Regions from separate parts of the Homo sapiens genome. Here all the other regions are linked to region 3. Evidence: chromatin contacts called from ENCODE Hi-C or POLR2A ChIA-PET data. All regions are on one chromosome and are shown on one strand. Each heading gives the region's core, a stretch centred on a gene start or an enhancer-like site at or near the end of the contact. The rest is flanking DNA. Distances are from core to core; before and after follow the strand shown. Region 1 holds the start of DTD2 (D-aminoacyl-tRNA deacylase 2). Region 2 holds the start of FBXO33 (F-box protein 33). Region 3 holds the start of EAPP (E2F associated phosphoprotein). Region 4 holds the start of SCFD1 (sec1 family domain containing 1). Region 5 holds the start of HEATR5A-DT (HEATR5A divergent transcript).

Region 1 (2,700 bases), core at 192-2,691, 3.1 Mb before region 3:
ATCACCCACACATCATATAGTTCACGGGTACTATTTACAATAAGTAGGCGGGGTGCGGTGGCTCAGGCTTGTAATCCCAGCAGTTTGGGAGGCTGAGGCAGGTGGATCACCTGAGGTCAGGAGTTCCAGACAAGCCTGGCCAAAATGGCGAAACCCCGTCTCTGCTAAAAATACAAGTTAGCGTGGTAGCTTGCGCCTGTTGTCCCAGCTACTCGGGAGGCTGAGGAAGGAAAATTGCTTGAACCCGGGAGGCGGAGGTTGCAGTGAGCCGAGATCGTGCCACTGCACTCCAGCCTGGGCGACAGATCGAGAATTCATCTCAAAAAATAAAATAAAATATAAATAAATAAAATATAAAAAATAAAATAAATGTAAAATAATAACTAAAATTGTTTTAAGTAATGCTAGATCTGGGACCGAATTCAGCAGAAAAGGCGAGCGAATGAGATTTTGCTACACTGAAGTTTCTGAGTATCTACAAAAGTCTTAATTATGAACTAATTTTTTTCTTACATTTCAACGTACTCCAAAAATACGTCAGAGGCCTTAAAGAAAATTTTATTTGTTTTTGTATGCAGTGGGGGCAGGCGGTCTTAAAAAGTAAAGTATGTATGAAAGTAGAAGGAACTCATAGTGACATAAATGTTTTAAATTCTTTGGAGAAATGTGTTTGATAAGGCAACATTGTTATAAAAGTAGAGGTCTTTGTTTCTCAGTTGGAAATTGGTCAAAACTTTTAAAAGGCTTCTTGAAATAGAATTGTTTCTTAGGAAATCTCATTTCTATGCTAAGACCAAGTCAACATAGGGGGGAATTCGACGCGATCTGAGGCGTAAGTCAAAGCAGATCATGAACTCTTGCAGCAAACCTGACCTACAAGCTTGCCCCCGACCAGCATAGACCACGAGCTGCAAGGGGTCTGAGACAGTAAGGCCTGAAGTTCACCGAACTCAGTTTCAAATACCTGTGGTCCCCCCAAGAAGGGAGACACGCTCTTCCTCTCGGGTGCTACAACTGGCGCTGGGGAACGGTGATGCTGGACCGAAAAGACAAGCGCAGCCAGGCAGGCCACCGCGGCCAGCTTCAAGCTGACCCGGTATCCCCGCGGCCGGACCGCCGGTCTCAGAGGGAGACACAGAGCGGACGAGTCACCGAGACAACGCGGAAAAAACCGCCCCGCACGCCGGAGGATAACGAGAGCTGCCGGGCTGACGTTACCTCCACCCACTGGGCCGCGACGTCCCCATCGGCTGGGCGAATTTGCAGCCGGGCGTGCAGGCACTGCTGTAGGAGCGCCCGGGCCTGAGGAATCCGGCTACCCTCAGCCATGGCTTAAGCCAGCGCCGCGGCCGGACAGTTACTAGGCCATGTGTCGCTGGCCCCTCCCTCGACGCGCTGGCGGGGCAGACGAGGCGGGGCACGACGAAGGGCCTGCGCCGATTGCCCAGTGGCCCCGCCCTTAGGAGGGCGGGGCCTCGGACTGACTCTCGAATGTCCCGGATGTGCGGTCTTGGAGGCCGGCGTAGCGCTAAGCTTCTCGGCAGCACCTGCCCAACTCTGTAGAAGGCGCTCAGTGTATACTTTTATTAAACGATTGAAAAGACTCGTTAAATCTCTTTCCTACAAACCTTTTAAGAAACATTTTTCACCTCAGAAAGCTTAGGTTCCAACTGTTGAAAAATTTTAAATCTGCTTGATTTAAATTCATGTTATGCCCATATGAAAGTAAGTAAACAAATAATCGAATCATAAAGCAAGCGGAGATGGAACTAAAAGCTATATATACATCCTTCAAAATTTTCCTTATTCCAATCAATAAAAACAATGCTGCCTCCTCTATCGGGAATGCCATAAATTATTCTGATTCCACAGTTGTGAAAAGGTATTGGTATGCTATACGAATACACATTCTTTAGAAGATATCCTTGTTAAAAATGTTCTTATCCAAGAAAGTATGATTGTTAATAACTTAGCCCGCTACTAATACAAAAATAAAACAGCTTATTCTGATGCATATGACGTAAATTCTGTGATGCATTTTCTGGAAGTACATATTAGAATGTAAATAAAACTAAACAAGGGCTTGATTTTCTTTCCCATGTAACGTATTCCTTAAACATGCATCAGATTAGCATTTATTTGTCTATGGGCTTGGATGGTTTAGATGAGGAATAATAGTGTTACCCTGATTGCATTACCCAGGTCATTGATTTGGGCTCAGTTGACACAATGTGCCTATACATTCGGATCTGTTGTTTAAAAAGATGACATCACTGACAGTGTTGCTATCCATACAAAGTAGTGTGACTGAAGAAAATAGTCCATGCATAATCAACAGTCCTTTGTACACAAAATCGAAGCTGCTTGTTTGCTGGTTATCTTGCAGCCAGGTTTACACTTTTAGTAAAAACAGAAAGCAAAATCTCACATGATCTCTGATTGTTGCATTGCAGGGATTCCAACAGTTGTTGACATTTGTCTGCAAAGCACAGACAAGTTGAATTGCTTCATGTCTGCACCTTTATGTCATTATAACTACTGAGTCTCTTTTCTCTCCGGCTCTCAGATTCAGATTTTACAGGCCTGAAAGAAACTTTGACATACAAACCATTAGCTATGTCCCAGAATAAGAAAAGACTTTGGTGTCCATTTGTATGTGGCTGCAGGAAATAGGGAGGTCTATAGAGAATAGGTTATGTG
Region 2 (2,700 bases), core at 58-2,557, 4.9 Mb after region 3:
ACCTACTCCTTCCCTCACCATGAACTATTTCTAACAGATTCAGAGTCAGAAAATCGTGTTATGTGTATGTTTTGTTTCTTCCAAGGCTCACCCACAGGCCTCACCCTCCCAGTCTTAACGCTCCCATATATAAAATGAAAAGTGACAGCGCCTGTCAGCTCCATCCCACGGCCACCAAGAGGATGAATGAGTGCCTGGAAGGCGCCAGAAGTGGTGTCTGTTAAACACCCCGTCCACCACTGTTTATAAAGTATCGTGATGAGTCCCGTTATGCCTTTCCGCTCAAGGAAACCGCCTAGTTAGAACCAACACTCTCCGTCACTGAGGAAGGCAACACTGAAGTTGGCCGGGCACGTATTATGCACAGAATCTGTGTCGGGGTGCGGGGACGGAGCGACCCCCCGTTACCGGGCGGGGCGGGGCTCAGGGCAAGCCTACCTGTTGTTCCGGATGCTGACCAGCACGCAAAGCACCAGCTCCAAGTAGGTGCGCAGCACTTCCAGCCAACGAGCTGAGAGCTGCAGGGCCTCGACTTCCTCCCCTCCAGTCCCGGTGTCCGCGCCACCTCCGTCCCCTGGGCCACCGCCGCTCAGATAGTTCTCGGCGGCGAATTCAACACGCAGCTCTCGCACGAACCAGCCGCACTTGCGCATGAGGAATTCCAGCCGAGGCTGCTCCGCGGGCGAGACGCGGAGGCAGATGCGGAGCTGGGGCCACAGGGCCGGATAGAAGAGGCACTCACGCCAGTGCGAGCAGGAGGCCGAGGCCCGCAGCCGGTCGGGCGCCGGCAGAAAAGAGAAGATGTGCACGATCAGCTCGCTGGGCAGCGACGCAGCGCCCGCCGCCTGCCCGCACAGAGCCATCCGGCCCCGCCGCCGGCTGCCGGCTCCCGGCCGCCCCCGCAGTACCCGGAGCAGCCCCCGCAGCCGTCGCAGCTGCTGCAGCCGCAGCCGCCGCCACCGCGCCACCCGGGCGGCCCCGGCTCGGGTTCGAGCTCCCGGCGGTCGGGGCTGCGGCACTGACAAGAACAACAACATCAATGACTAGGAAGAAGGGGGCGGAACCGTCGTGGGTCTCGGCGGAACCAAGTAGAACACAAGTTGTGGAGAGGGGGAAAGGCCTCTGCGGGCGTGGCCTGCCGGGAGCCAGCCTCTGTCTTCTCAAACTCTACTCACGTGCGTCCGAGGCCGGCACACTGAGTAACTGCACTGCCCTCGCTCGTAAACTTCAGCGGCCCGGAAGCCTCAAGGCGTACTGTAAGGAAAAGGCAGCCCTCCCTGCGCCGGTCGGCAGAGACAGAGAAGTGGTAGGAGCTGAGTTTGACGTCGCCGCTGGTGGGAGGAGTCCGGCGCGCACCGGCGCGACTTCCGGAAGAGGGGAGCGCCCGATTGCCTGTAGGGACGGGAGGCGCGGCACGTGATCTCTGACGCACGCAGGCCGCGGGGCGGGGCGGGGCTGGGCGGGGCGGGGCGGGGCGGGGCTGGGCGGGACTGGAACCGGCACTTGGCACCCCTTACGCCTTACGGTGGCCGCTGCGCCCAGTCACATCTGTAAGTCGGTTAATTTTGGCGCTCGGTCGATGGAGGTGGCGGTACTCTGGTTTAGTGCGAAAGGTCGTCACGCTTCTTTGTAAAACGTTTCTCAGTTTGGGCTGAGGACCCTGAGCCAAAGTGGCGGCATGCAGGGTCTTTCTCAGCCATCCCACCTGCCCAGAGTAGGGTTAAGAATTCCTGAGATTGCGCCGCTGAGAGGGAGCTGGCGGACGGGCGGGCTAACCCCGGCGGGCTGTGCCGGGAGGGGCGGTGTGGGGCGTGGCGGAGGCCGCGAATGGACCTGCCCCCTCGGTCCAACCACGCAGGTGGACTTCCGCGCACTCGCTGGTGTGTGGGGAAGCAGTGAGGACAGCGTCACCCTTTGGATTCAGAGGGAGAGAAAAAAATTGGCAAAGGGATCTGAGATCCGCAGGTTGTGACCAGCCTCTTCTCCAGGGCTTGAGGAAGGGTCTCTTTTCCCTGTGCTGAGATTTAAGGCTCTCGTTGAAAAGTTCACAGTAATGACAGAGCTTTGATTTTTTTTCTTTCTTCTTCTTCTTTTTTTGCCTGGTATCCCTAACTTAGATTTTCCAAACCATGTCCCTAACTTCACCACAGCCTACTGCAAAGTAAACTCTGGTTGCAAAGAGTGGTGAAGTCAGAAAAGATTAAGTGACTTTATGTAATAATCGAGGGTTGCTTTAGGGAGGCTGCCTCTTTATGTAATAATTGAGAGTTGCTTTAGGGAGGCTGTGATGTTGGAATAGCATCGTTCTTTTGTGGTAAACACCAAGACTTTTTGGACTTTTTTTTTTTTTTTTGGTTTTAAGGAGCGGAGAATTTAATAGGCAAGAAAGAAGGAAGAAGGCTGAAGGAAGAAGCTCCCCACTACAGAGACAGACGGAGGGGGCTCCCAAGACGAAAGAGGAGACCCCCATTCTAGATGTTCTTAACCCTTTGAGGGCAAAGCTCTCCGTTTAATGCCTTGCACATATCAGGTTGCCAACAACATGGTGTGGTTTATCAATTGTGATAGGTTACTTATTCGAGCCCCTGTTTACAAGAGTTTTAGGTAATTATACCTTATTAATTTTAATGAACTCTTAGAGGGCGACCCCAGTCGTGGGTTCGGCAGGATGAAACACTACCCATTTACCAGTTTACAGAC
Region 3 (2,700 bases), core at 78-2,577:
GTCTCAAAATAAATAAATAAATAAATAAATAATTGAGACATACATATATACATACCTCCTTTCACAGACAGGACCCATTAACTGAAACTCTTTTTCACAGGGAATCCTGGTATCTATCCTCACTCCCAACAAAAGAAATCTTAACAGCAGTCTGATTTCCCATGCATCCAATGTCTCCCCATGACAATATGAGGAAACATTGTTCTTTTGATTTTTTTTTTTTTTAAGAAATGAGGTCTCACTATGTTGCCCAGGCTGTTCCTTTACTACCAGGCTTAAGAGATTCTCTCGCCTCAGACTCCCAAAGTCCTGGGATTACAGGCATGGGCCACCACACCCAGCCAAAGTTGTTAATGAAAGCATGGCTTTACAGAAAGCTTCTTTAGGCAGAATGAATGTTTTAAAGTTTAAGAATAGGATCTGCTGACAGCTTAAGAAATAACTAAATTTGTGTGGAAATATCTCGGCAAAACAGCTTCAAGTTTCCCTGGTAGAATAAAGCCCACCCTTCTGGAAATCCCACGAACCTTCTTCTGTGCCTATCTCAGGTCAATATTCTCTACAATGCTCTGCCAAGAAATATATACTTTATCTTATTACCCTTATTATACTATAAGCCTCTGGAAGACAAGGACCTTATGATTTATCTCTGTAGCTCAGAGCGAGCATACAACAGTCCCTGTCAAAAAATAAAAATAAAAAAGGCTGTTCAATATTCCCTTATTTCTGTTTATGGCAGTTTAGTCTTCAAGATGGACACTTCACATTAAGTCCTGTGAGCCTCACAACAAACATAGTGTGTTATACTATGTTATATAGGTTATACAATTATGTTATTATAGTTCAATTTTACAGGTGAGTAATCGAGGATAACTGACTTGCCTTCCGTCACTCTGCTACTAAGGTGTAGAGACAGGTTTCGATCTCATTGCTTTTGAAGATTTACACGCGGTCCCCCGTGATTCCGGAATATCCCTCTTCCTACAGGCGACATCGGCACCGCCTCCCCCCGGGACTGCGCGACCCCATCAGGAAAGCCCTTTGGCTTCGCACAAGTAACAGGCACGACAGGCTCCCGAGCCGCTAGGGTCTGCGTAGGCTCGGCAGGCGCAACGAATGGAGGCGACCAAAGCCAGGCCTCGACCCAAATCCTCGGGGGCCAGGGTGGGGCGGGAGCCCACCTGCTCAAAGCCGGCTCCTCGTCGCTAGGCTCTTCAACCGCGTAGGGGTCGTAGTCATCCGGAAGCCGGTTCATGGTGGCCTGCAGCGGCCTACACCGTCCACAAGCAATTTGCAGCGTCTCTGTTTACACTGCAAGTCCAGTCCCTAAAGCGCCCCTGACGCCACTTCCGCCTGAACGTCCCAGTCCCCCTTGCGCGCCCGCGCAGACCGACAGCACCGAGGGAGGCAGGTAGAAGGCGGGGAAGGGGCGGAGCAGGAGCGAAAAGGGGCGGGGACGGGACGGGGGCGGGTCTTAATCCCACCATTTTTGTTTTGTTTTGTTTTTTGGAGACGGAGTTTCGCTCTTGTTGCCCAGGCTGGAGTGCAATGGCGCGATCTCGGCTCACCGCAACCTCCGCCTCCCAGGTTCAAGCAATTCTCCTACCGCAGCCTCCCGAGTAGCTGGGATTACAGGCATACACCACCACGCCCGGCTAATTTTGTATTTTTAGTAGAGACGGGGGTTTCTCCATGTTGAGGCTGGTCTCGAACTCCGGACCTCAGGTGATCCGCCCACCTCGACCTTCCAAAATGCTGGGATTACAGGCGTGAGCCACCGCTCCCGGCCAATCCCACCATTTTCTTCCGCAGCTTCTGCTTACAGGAAAATAGCAGCTACCTTGTCACCAAAAATAATAATGATGGGCACCCTCATAAGTGACAGTCTCTGAGGTGAACATGCTACATGCAGCGTCTCATCACCTACGAAGCAGGAATCTAGACGCTGAGGGACACACAGCCCGAAATCCAATAAGTCCTCAGACACCAGCACCCACATCCCTCCAACCTCGCCTCTAACCCTTATGCCTTCCACACCATGAGGCTCTCAACCTCTCCTTCACACTGTTCACTCCTCAGTCTGACTGCGGCCTCAACAATCTACGAAAAGTTATCTTTTCTCGTCATCTTCCCAGTCCCCACTTTTGCTCAGCCCTCAACTGATCCCACTCGATACCTGAGGAGAACAGGCAGATGACAGCCACTTGAGCTCCATCGGGAGACTGTTTCTAACCCTGTTTCTGAACCAGGAACTCGGGTTCCTGCCTCCTACCGAGACACTGTGGCACTCTCTAAAATGTGGAGTAGCTGTAATAAATCTACTCCTGTATTATGCTTTACAGTGCAGGTCTTAGTTTTTCTTTTTTCTCATTTCTTTTGAAATGGCATCTCGAACAAAGTCCACCAATCCCTTTACAAAAGAATGAACTGCTCCTCTGTGTGTACTTCATAGAAGGTGGAATCGGACAGAAGCAGGTTAGTGACAGTTATTCCTGAAATACAGGAGCAGAGTACAGTCTGTTGTGGTTTCCCGGATTCCGCGCCTAGCTCAGCCAATTAAGCATGAGACATAGGCCATTGAGCCACTTAGTAGTTATGCGAGTGGATAGATTGGTATGTAGAGGGAAAGAGGTCTGCTGTAAAGAACAACACTTGTTTGTCTGTGGGGAAAGAAAAGCAGAATACTTGAGATGAAAGTTG
Region 4 (2,700 bases), core at 91-2,590, 3.9 Mb before region 3:
TTATTAATGAAAAAAGCCAGTGTTTCACACTATAAAACAATATATAATCGTTAGGCTAACCATTTCATTTATATAATTGTGAAAGTTAAGCTTTTGAGGTACAGAGTGATTTCATTTCAGAATTTGGTGCAACTTCATAATGAAGCGTCATCAATGAACTCGGGAAATGAGGTGTCATTGTGTATCCATTTTGGTCATACAGTAAAATCTATGGATTAAGTTAGAAATCATCTATCCCATATATTTTGCGGTCACGTGGCTTCAAGTGTACATTAAACCGCCAGCACAAGACCAGCCTGGCCAACATGGTGAATCCCCGTCTCTACAAAAAAAAAAAAAAAAAATTTAGCCGGGCGTGGTGACCCCTGCCTATAGTCCCAACTAGTGGGCAGTCTGAGGTGGAAGGATAGTTTGGGAGGATCGCTTGAGTCCGGGAGGTCGAGACTACAGTGAGCCGAGATTCTGCCACTGCACTCCAGCCTGAGCGACAGACAGTGAGATACTATCTCAAAAACAAAACAACAACAAAAACCAGCACATCAGCCTGGCCTGATGGTGTGCCCCTGTAGTCCCTAGCTACTTGGGAGACTGAAGCAGGAGGATCGTTTGACCGTCAGAATTTGAGGCTGCAGTGATCCCTGATTGCGCGCTCCAGCCTAGGCAACACACCCCACTACTGCTTGACTTCCTTCCCACGGCAAGGTGATTTTGCAATTACTACAAGGAAAGAGGAGAAATGCTAATTTCTCATTTTGTACCTCCCTGGATCCCGTGTCCATGCCGGCAGAACGCCACCATAAAGCTACACCTTTTTTTTTAAAGAGATGCGACTGAGAAATATGCCAGATCAGAGTAATGCTCCAATGCTTTCCGTTTCTCTGGAGAAAGGAGCAAAGGGAAGACTCCTGCTGCACTGAGAAACGAGAGCTAACGTTAAAATGTTGCCTGTGTTTCAGGAGCTTCATTTACTTCAGTCCTGTGGTCCTTATACTCCTAGAGCATTATCACCCTTTAAGTGCTCTGTAAGTCACCAAACCAACAGTTCAGTAATTAGGTTCTTAGCACTACACGCTCCTACCCTAACAGCTCAATTTAATGTTGCTACCATTTGAGAGAGTGTGGCTTGATTCGGTAGGATAAAAACTCTTAGTATTCGCCTAACATTACGGGCCACTGAATTAACCTGCACCGGGTCTCCCAGTTCTACCGAGAGTGGAGGTCTTCCTGGAGGAGGTGGGGTCCGGAACTCAGGCACACCCTTTGGCCCCGCCCTTCCGGGCTTTGCTTCCGGGGCGGTAAGGGCAGCCACGTCATCCCCCCGCTCCGCTCCCCAGCCGGGCAGTGGCTCGTGGGAGCCAAGATGGCGGCGGCGGCGGCAGCGACAGCAGCAGCAGCAGCCAGTATTCGGGAAAGGCAGACAGGTACTGACTTATTCTCTTCTCCTTGAAGCTTCGTGACTGCCCCGACGACATCCTTCTCCTCTGGTGCGTGCAGCTCAGAGACCGATCTCCAGGAGTTTAATCCAGTCCCTAGAACATCAAGAGCCCCTCCCCTTTGAGTTTTTGGGGAGAAGTTGCCATTAGCTTGAGGACTCGGTTCCTCCTGTGGTGCAGGAGAAGGAGCTTCAGCGGTGGGCGGATTGCTACGGCCCTGCTCTTGTCTCCTTCCTAGTGGGCATCAGAAGGCCATCACAACAAGATCTAGCAGCTGATAGCTTCTTATCTATGTTGCCACCTATGAGGTCTCCGAGTTTCTGTGCGTGGTTCAGTTCTCCTGGTTTTGATTTTTAAGAGAACTCCCATTTTCTGACACTCAGAGAATTTAGGTATTTTCACAGCGGCTTGCTTTGCGCCACTTCTCTACTTCGGACCAGTCTTTTGGGGGTACCTGCAGAAAAATGCCTGGTGATAAACATTTTCTCCTTCAGCTTGCTGGAAGGCATTGAAGAATGGCAAAACAAATGAATTAATAGCTTTCTCATTTTAATTGTTTGACACATTGTTTTAAAATAATATTTTATCTTCAATAGAGCATGTTTATATAGCTTCTATTTATGCAGAGAAATGTAAAAAGGCACATATTCTTCTCTTGAGTTTTGGGTTTTTTTCCGTCTTAGAAATTAGTTTTGCCTTACTTGAAAACTTCTCATGACAACTTGGTTTATACCTGTTAGCTACAAACTAAAGGTTTATACTTGTTAACTAGTTGTCTTAAAAGTTTTCAAGCAATTTATTCTGAGGAGCTAATAGAAATAAGGCATCAAGAATGTGCATACTTGGAATTCTGTTTCCTGAAATTATGCTCTGTTGGATATAAATATGAATAGGAAAATAAATTTATAATTCATATGACCTACAGAAGGGATTTGGGCTGTACTTGATTCCTTCCTTTGGCATTTAAAGAAAAAGTGATAGACTTCAATTTAGTAATGACACACAAAAGATACTGAGTTGCGTTCTGCTTTTCCCAGTAAATAATTTAGTATAACCTATCAGGTGAAGTCAGGCATAACTAAATATAGGGAAGTTCAAATAAGATTTGGGGCATACCTGCCATTCGTTGTATATGTTTAAACAAATGGAAGCTCCATTTGTTTTAATACTGTGTTTCTGATGACTATACTACATATTAAAATAACGTGTCAGTAAAACTGTACCAATACAAGAGAGCTTTTTGAAAAATAAATTTGCGTGGCCGTAA
Region 5 (2,700 bases), core at 105-2,604, 3.1 Mb before region 3:
CTCCCCATCCAACTAATGCTCAATTCTAACCACACTTCTGCTTTCCCTACAGCTTAAGTAATTTCACTGGGAGTATTTTCTCTGGAAGTTCTTAAGTGTACTTGTGGGCCCCTTTTTTTCCTCCTTAAACTTCTAATATCTTTCAGGCTGTAAATTCCTTAAGGGCGCCTAGCCCCAAAAAAGTGCTGCATATTTGTTCAATAAATGAATGCACATAAAAACAATGGATAACTATGACCTTTAATGTAGGAGCTCAAGCCATTTTATTATTATCTGACTTGACAGTCAAGAAAATTATCCCAACTTGCCAGAGGTATCCATTACTGTGATAAATAAACACTATAAAACGCTTTATAAAGTTTCTAAAGACTTTATAATCACTTGAAATAACGCCGCGTTGGCCGAGAGTAGGGTGAAAGAAAATGTTTCCTCACACTAAGCAAATGCCACCAAAGGAAAAGCTTTCTTTCCTGGAGAGAACTGCAACAGTTAGAAAGCAAATATCCACACTCTCCACTGCTCCCTTCTGGGAACTCTCTTTGAGGGTTCCTGCAGAAAACGAACGGGCCTCTGAGGAAGCTCGCCCGAAGGCCGGGCCGGGGCCCGGCTCCTGGCTGACCACTGGCGCAGCGGACGCCGCAGGGCGGGTCCCGGGAGCGGCGAGTTGGCGAGGCGGGCTCCGACTTGCTGACCTTCCCCACACGCCCGGCAACCCCGGCTCCCGCTGGCGGGCAGAGTCCACGCCTACCTGTTGTGCACAGGTGAAGCCAGACTTTCCCGTAGTCCAGGAGGAAGAACGGACCACGCTGTTTATCAGCCGACCCTGTGCCCCAGTCAGCCCCTTCTCGGCGGACTCCAGCCCTTAGGGTCAAGACACCTAGCCCCTCGACCGGTTCTCCCACCGGCTTCTTTCGCGATCACATTGCTGCCGCGACCACCCTCGGGATCCCCGAGCGCTCAACTCATACAGCGGCCCTGGTGCGTTCTCCTTCCCAGCCAACAGGCAGCCCAGACACAGCCCCCTCGCGCCCGGAGGTGTCCCCGCTCCCTGGATCCCCGACTGCCTGCCTTTGGGGGTCCTCCTCAGCTGAGCGTGCGTCCCGGTCCAGCAACGTTACCGGCTGCTCTGCTAACCCTAGCAGAGTCTGGAATTGCCGGCGGCGGCGACAGCGAGGCATTGAGGTGGGCGGGGCGCGCGTGGGGCGTGGCCGGAAAGCTCTCAGCGGCGAGCACCGCGGGAGCTAGCGATTGGGAGCGCGCCCTGCGCCGGGCCGCTGGTCCAAGGCCCCGCCAGCTGGCCGCCGAGCCATCGAGCGCCCACTCTGGCAGGCGTGACTGCTTCACCGTCGAAAGAGCGATGGAGACTGCGGCCCAAGTTAGGATTAGGACAGCGGTTTTTCAGTCCGGAGATTCCGGCCACAACTATTTTTGTCTGTTTTTATCGTAAGCCAGAGTCTTTGGGTGCAGCTCTGGGACACCTAAAGGGCCTGGAGAAATTCAGGCGGGGCCAGTGCTGTGGGGGTAGATGTTAGACGTGGAAGGGACCCTAGAGAGCCTTGACTGTGAGGACTGAGGTAAAGTGACTTGCTCAAGGTCACATACTAAGTCAATGGCAGAACTGAGACTAATAGCCTCTTACCTTGAGTCATGTGCGTTTTCCCACTACACTCAGCGTTTTAAATGTCATTTTTCAAGTTTCATTTTGAATCTATCTCCAGCTTACAAAAAGGTTGCAAGTATAGTACAAAGAACTTTTTTTCCCTGAATTGAGATTTAAATTGCTGACACCATGCCACATTGTCCCTAAGCACCTTCTACATAATCACAATATAACCATCAAAATCAAAACATTTACATAACTCGGCGTTTTACCAATTGTCCCAATAATATTGTTTATGGTAAAAGATTCCGTTCAGAATCAGGCATTGTATTTACTTATCATGTATCTTTCCTACTCTTCAAACTGGAACTCTCAGTCTTGCCTTGCCTTTCATATTCTTGACGCTGTTAAAGATTCCTGGCCAGTTATTTTTGTAGAATGGCCTTCATTTTGGGTCTGTCTGATATTTACTCATGATTACATTTAGCTAGGTATGACAGGACTCTAGAAGTGTTGCTGCTTTCTTCTCATGGCACCCTATCAGGTGGCACGATTTTAACTTCTCTCATTACAGATGTTTACTTTAATAAGGTGATGTCTGTTAGGCTTGTCCAGTGTGGTTACTTTTTTCCCCCCTTTGTAAATTAATAAGTATTTTGTGAGGGAGACTCTGAAACTCTCCTTTCAAGATATTTGTAAATATCTTGTTTCTCATCAAATCTTCAGTTAATGTATTTATATTAATTAGTATGGATCCAGAGGTTTCTATTTTGTTAAATGACTTATAATCCGTTTCTTTCTCTCTTTTCTCTCTCTCTTTTTTTTTTTTTTTTTCTTGAGACAGGGCCTCCTTTGTTGCCCAGGCCGGAGTGCAGTGGCTATTCACAGGTCGATAATGCAATCATGGTGCACACTACAGCCTTGAACTTCTGGGCTCATGTGATCCTTCTGCCTCAGCCTCCCAGGTAAGTAGCTGAGACTGCAGGCATGCACACCACCACACCAGCCAATATTCTGTCTCTATCATTATTTATTTTGATGCTCAATTATCCCAAGTTTGGTGGGTAGGGGCCCCATTCATTCTATCTTCTGTGATATGT

The links. Hi-C counts contacts between places; a loop is a spot of excess contacts on that map. ChIA-PET counts read pairs that join two places held with the same protein, here RNA polymerase II (POLR2A). Pooled maps may share reads with other maps.
Region 1: a pooled map shows a loop between it and region 3 (4-fold over the local background). The contact joins the promoter of DTD2 here to the promoter of EAPP in region 3. A Hi-C loop is called at or near these places in 7 of 50 pooled maps.
Region 2: a map of naive thymus-derived CD4-positive, alpha-beta T cell shows a loop between it and region 3 (19-fold over the local background). The contact joins the promoter of FBXO33 here to the promoter of EAPP in region 3. A Hi-C loop is called at or near these places in 1 of 168 maps with a recorded cell type or tissue (naive thymus-derived CD4-positive, alpha-beta T cell) and 9 of 50 pooled maps. POLR2A ChIA-PET finds 5 or more read pairs at or near these places in 3 of 52 experiments (GM10248, HepG2 and activated CD4-positive, alpha-beta T cell).
Region 4: a loop to region 3 is called in a pooled map, with 7 times the contacts of the local background. The contact joins the promoter of SCFD1 here to the promoter of EAPP in region 3. A Hi-C loop is called at or near these places in 7 of 50 pooled maps.
Region 5: a loop to region 3 is called in a pooled map, with 4 times the contacts of the local background. The contact joins the promoter of HEATR5A-DT here to the promoter of EAPP in region 3. A Hi-C loop is called at or near these places in 6 of 50 pooled maps.

What each region holds. Positions count from the first base shown.
Region 1 is chr14:31,456,065-31,458,764 of GRCh38, forward strand. It overlaps DTD2 (D-aminoacyl-tRNA deacylase 2), which reads right to left and starts at 1,442. Exons shown (of 3, transcript NM_080664.3): 1 at 1,219-1,442. The coding sequence starts at 1,329. RefSeq lists enhancers at 461-1,046, 1,047-1,632, 1,077-1,286, 1,427-1,606.
Region 2 is chr14:39,431,126-39,433,825 of GRCh38, forward strand. FBXO33 (F-box protein 33) reads right to left here and starts at 1,308. Exons shown (of 4, transcript NM_203301.4): 1 at 439-1,308. The coding sequence starts at 1,037. It overlaps LOC105370461 (a long non-coding RNA gene), which reads left to right and starts at 1,314. Exons shown (of 8, transcript XR_007064121.1): 1 at 1,314-1,394. RefSeq lists silencers at 297-426, 867-996, 1,737-1,906 and an enhancer at 1,097-1,346.
Region 3 is chr14:34,538,374-34,541,073 of GRCh38, forward strand. EAPP (E2F associated phosphoprotein) reads right to left here and starts at 1,328. Exons shown (of 6, transcript NM_018453.4): 1 at 1,182-1,328. The coding sequence starts at 1,255. LOC105370447 (a long non-coding RNA gene) reads left to right here and starts at 1,376. Exons shown (of 2, transcript XR_943739.1): 1 at 1,376-1,411; 2 at 1,813-2,700. RefSeq lists enhancers at 531-1,455, 1,106-1,265 and a silencer at 1,406-1,505.
Region 4 is chr14:30,620,979-30,623,678 of GRCh38, forward strand. SCFD1 (sec1 family domain containing 1) reads left to right here and starts at 1,341. Exons shown (of 25, transcript NM_016106.4): 1 at 1,341-1,421. The coding sequence starts at 1,361. RefSeq lists enhancers at 675-1,874, 944-1,623.
Region 5 is chr14:31,419,404-31,422,103 of GRCh38, forward strand. HEATR5A-DT (HEATR5A divergent transcript) reads left to right here and starts at 1,355. Exons shown (of 4, transcript NR_110045.1): 1 at 1,355-1,574; 2 at 2,441-2,565. HEATR5A (HEAT repeat containing 5A) reads right to left here and starts at 1,147. Exons shown (of 36, transcript NM_015473.4): 1 at 1,069-1,147. RefSeq lists a silencer at 608-727 and enhancers at 838-887, 1,318-1,467.